Regions from separate parts of the Homo sapiens genome. Here region 1 is linked to region 2. A link is a loop called in an ENCODE intact Hi-C map of the cell type or tissue named here. Cell type or tissue: heart left ventricle. All regions are shown on one strand.

Region 1 (2,500 bases), 180 kb after region 2:
TGCCATACACTGACAGAGCAGAGGTTTAGGTAGAACCCCCATGTCTATAGAGAAGAAATGGAGGAGGCATATTACAGGGGCAGGAGTGGGTGACAAGGAGCAGCTATGATCCCCCACAGAAGAGAAAGTCCAGCAGGCCCCAGGGAGCTGCAGCAAGCTGAGAGGGGCTGAGGTGTTGCCGCTTTGCCCCAAGGTGAGGACCACCCATCACCAAGGGTTGTTGTCACCCGGTGGTGTCCCCTGTGGAGTGGCACTGATCTGCTTCCCCAAGTCTACCCAGCACAGCCCTGTGCCTGCCTCCCAACCACCCTCCAGTGGAAAACTCCCAGTCTCCAGTCCAGCAACACCAGACACTCATGAGCTGCCACCTTGGCCCTAATCAGGTGAGACACAAGCACTAGAGAGTGACTTCAGGGTGAAATCGAGCCTTGCGCTGGGCCAGGATGGGAACAAAGGGAACAAGTTTGGAGCAGCTGAGCAGGACGGCGGTGGGACACATTGCCTTTGATGTATGCACATTTTAGAATGCGTCATGTGTTGCTGCATGCATGTGCTGTTTTTGTGATGAAAAACCTGATTTGAGGGAACCCAATTTGACTCAACATTCACTATTTATCAAGTATAACCTCCACATTGACTCTTAAGACCTCCCCTCCCTCAACTTTCTGTCAGACCAAGTCAGCGTCTAATTAATCTCTGAGGACACCTTTCCATCTTCTATAGGCACACAGGCACCACACACCACACAATACACACCACACACACAGCACAGCATGCATACACCACACACACACCACACAATACACACCACACACACAGCACAGCATACATACACCACACACATATACCCACATACTACATTGCACACCATCTATCCTCCACACAACACACTGTACATCACACAACATGTACACAAACACACACACACCACACTATATTCCACACACCACACACATCACACACTATACACTACACACCACACACACTATACACCACACCCGCATACACACTATACTCCATATACCATACACACCACACACACACTCCGACACAGTATCACCATACACCATGCACACACATACACACACACCACACACCACACTATACTTCACACAACATGCACACACACACACACACCCCAACACACCACACATACCGTACTATACTCTATACACCACATGCACACCACACACAATATATTCCACACAATGCACATAAACCACACACCATGCAACACACACACCACACACACCACAGTATACACGACACACCACACACAGACCACACTATACACCCCCCCACACACACACCACTCGACACCACACATCACACTGTATACTCCACACACTGTGCACACACACACTATATACCCACCACACACGTGCCCGCCCCATGCAGCCCCTTCTCCTTTCCAGTTGCACTCCCAAGGCCTCTGCCTGGAATGCCACCCTCGGCCTCTCATTCTTTAGCTATTAAGTGAAGCTGACTGAATTTCCCTTTGACTTTAGACACAACCGCCTCGGGTTGCAGTCACTTGCCTGTCATTATCTGCCCTCATACAACTTGCATAGGGAACGTCTCCACAGCATGGTTAGTTCCACTGCACAATCACAGCACACAATTTGCCACTGTCCCTAATCTCTGACACAGCATCCGAAATTAACTGCTCTCCTACTACAGATGACCACTCACTAATCCTCCCAGGATCTGCAGCACTGTTTCCAGAAAGTACGTTTTCAAGCTGGAAAGGGTTTTTCCATCCTTCTTGACAGTAGTTGTAATAAGAATCCATTATCATATTAGCAGAGAATGGCGATGCTAAGAAGTGACATTTGCACAAAATTTGATAGTTGACAGAGATCTTGTCCCATTTGGTGTTCACTCATAGAATGTCATTCAGTCCTCAAAAAACGGGACATTAGAATGAGACTCTTTCACCTCCATTTCTACTGATGAGCCCAAAACAATTAATGATATAAAAGTGATTGGGACAGACCTCCCTTATGCAGATTTACAGAGATAACCCCCCAATCCCTTCCACAATTCTTGGTATCTGCATTTGGATAAGGATAGGAAAAGAGGGCAGAGAGAAGAGAGAATTTTGGTGAGTTTTGGTGAGACTCTTATCATTGGAGAGAGCTATGCTGCTGTAAGTCTTGTCAGTACCCAGAAAACCTCCCTGGGGAGTAGGGTGGTGTGGTCCCCCAGACCAGTAAGGGGACTTCAGGAGACCACATTGAAAAGTGTTTCCTGCAACATGCTGACCAGAGCAAATAACTCATAAGAAAAAGTGGCTGAAATGTGGAAACCCAGAGGATCTACACTGTATTCCATTTGCTTCATGAGTCTGACAGCCAGCAGGGGTTCTAACGCAGAGTCTGGCTGGGAAAGGAGCTGGAGTCCAGTTCTGGATCCCTGCTCACTGGGTCTGTGGCCTCAGCAGCTGTGGAGAAGGCAGAGGCTCGATTGCCTCCCACTTGTTGAGAGGCAAATGGTACAC
Region 2 (2,500 bases):
TTTCTTCTGATCTTCATGATTTTGCAAATAGTAGGCAATTGACACAGAAATTGGTTTTAAAATGGACAGAAAATCCACTAAAATGGACTTCCTCATCTGCATATCTACTAGATGAACCAGAACTCATTTTGTTGTGAAAAAAAATGGAAGAGAAAAGTGCATCCTAGTCATGGAAGACCATGGGAAAGGTGAGGGTGTGAGGGGGGCATCCTAGAACACAAACTTCCCTCCCACAGATGGAAGAAGACAATGTTCAGGCCTTCACCAAGGGGGGAGACAAGGATGTCTGACGCGCCATAGAAAACCTTGCCTTTGAACTGAACTTAGAAATGTTGACTCTATCTGGGCTAGCGCAAGAAAAGTGGGCTGAGATGCAATATCCTAGATTGAAGGGATATTGGACACCTTTCTCTTTTCTAATCAAGAACCTGGACAGTCTACTAATATATAAGTATTTACTCCAATATTTGAAAGTAGAAAATATTCTAAGTGATTTTGAAGGAATATTTTGGTCTTTTCCAAACCCCACTAAAATACTCAAATCCAAGAAGCTTCAGCTTTCGATATTTAAAGTTTCACTTCTAAAAGTGTTCGGTTTTGTTTTTCTATTCAATTTTGTTTTCCTGCTTTTTAGATTAACTGTATCTTGAGAGTTGGCCAGGAGTAAGAAGAGTGTTTGGAAGGAAGAGAAGGTGGAAAATGAAGAGGCGGCAAGAGACTCAGGCAATCAGACAAACAAATCATCCATCTTCCCGGCTGAGGTCAGGAATATTCGAAAAGCCCTGTGTCCTGCACAGCAGCCCCACGCAGGTTTAGTGCAGCAGATGCTCTCTGGCTGAGTTAGAGAAACAGACAAAACCCTCATTTCTCTCTGAGCACTAAGTACAGAAGATGAGGCTGCGTCAGTCTCATTAGGAATAATAGACAGAAATTGCTTACAATCATCTCTAATGGGTTGCCAGTTTTCTGACAATGGGCTCGGCAATTAGTTTGTCAATTTTTAACCAAATGCAAAAATAATAATAACCCCCTGAGCGAGCTTTTGATCTGCCCTGCCACCTTTCACCTGATGCCCCTGAGGTCCCGAAGCACCCTCCCTTGGCCTTTCCACATTTACCACACCCACTTTTGACCAAGGAACTCATCCACCTCCTACAAGAGCTCTCAGAAGATCCAGTGGAAAATCCTGGCTGTTCACTCTTTCCTATCCTGGTCCCCTAAACCTTCTGAAAAATACTTTTCCTGTTGTCCTTTGGTGATAGCCTGGTCTAAATCAGAGACAGGTTTTTTAAAATATTTGATGTCTGACCTGCTTTTTATAATGAATTTCATGATGAAGGAGTTTGTAACTGCCAAACAAAAAAATCTCTGTTTTGCTCCCCAGTCCTCTGACTGTAGCATGCAGGGTGCAGCCCTGTCTGCCTCTACTGGGGAAGTGACAAGCCTGGCAGGATTCCCGGGGCGCAAACTCATGGAGCCTGGAAGGCACAGGGAGGACGGAGCCAGCGGAGAAGGAGGGTGCCATCCAGATGTCCCCTAAAGCAAACCACCTGGCGGTCAATGCACTGAACTGGCAACAGGGGCCTACGTGGAAGGCCTGGCTGATTCTACCCATGACATTTCTAGCAAATGCCATCTATGCCTTTGCGCTCCTCTTTCTCTCCTGAGAGAAAATAATGCCAAACCCTATTACCGCCTCTCTTCAGAGCACTTCAGAGAAAACATTCCATGAATTCAAAGCCCAGCAGCCATGTTATTAATATTTCCACTGCGATGCCTGCATTCTTTCTAAGGCTTGAGATGATTTACAGGCATCCTCTTCACCTCATCACAATGGGGGACAGCAGGCTAAGGGGATGGAGAGGGTGTTCTGGACAAGGACACATGACAAACCAGCACATTGCAGAGCAAATTCCTCCTCTTCCTGAGGCTTGTATGTGAACCTGTCCCTTTAAAAAGAAAAAGGGCATAAAGGGAGAGCAGGGAAGTCTACAAGACAGCAATCCCTGTTGCTACCACATTCCCCTTTCTCACGCAGCCCTTCCCGAATTCTCCTGTCCTCAGGCAAGTGTCCCTGGGATAAAACGAACTACAAAGAGTTCATTTTACCCCGTGCCAGGAGGTGTGACAGTGCCACACAGACATTATCACATTCTCAGGGAACCTTCCCTGACCACCCTGTGAAAACTGCTGACTCTGTTATGCTGTTTGCATCCTTCACGGCACATATTAGTTTTATTTACAGGCTTACAAACTTATTTGTCTCTCTCTCTTGTTAGCTCCTAGAAGTCTCACGGGTCTGATTCTTTCCATGCCTGCCATAGTGCACAGCACCTAACCATCAATTTCTATCAAATTAATTTGCTAATTCATTAACCATAATCCTTCTAACAACAGTGGAAACTAGGTATGATTATCCCTACTTTACAGATGAGAAGCCTGAGTCCAGGACAAGTGTAGTGACTTTTCCAAGGCTACAGAGCTTAATAACTGTGGAAGG

Evidence for each region. Peaks named below come from ENCODE experiments on the same cell type or tissue, not always from the same donor. Only the 100,000 strongest peaks of a DNase experiment are listed, where the experiment ranks them.
Region 1: it touches region 2 in a loop (5-fold over the local background); 53 of 110 quality-filtered maps call a loop at or near these places.

What each region holds. Positions count from the first base shown.
Region 1 is chr4:138,866,295-138,868,794 of GRCh38, forward strand. All of the region lies in intron 2 of LOC105377448 (a long non-coding RNA gene), which reads right to left. Among named protein-coding and RNA genes, the nearest start is that of NOCT, 150 kb to the right of the region's middle. RefSeq lists an enhancer at 1-294. In heart left ventricle, no CTCF peak of the experiment used is centred here; no DNase peak of the experiment used is centred here.
Region 2 is chr4:138,684,784-138,687,283 of GRCh38, forward strand. No RefSeq gene overlaps it. Among named protein-coding and RNA genes, the nearest start is that of NOCT, 330 kb to the right of the region's middle. In heart left ventricle, no CTCF peak of the experiment used is centred here; a DNase peak (open chromatin) is centred at 1,458.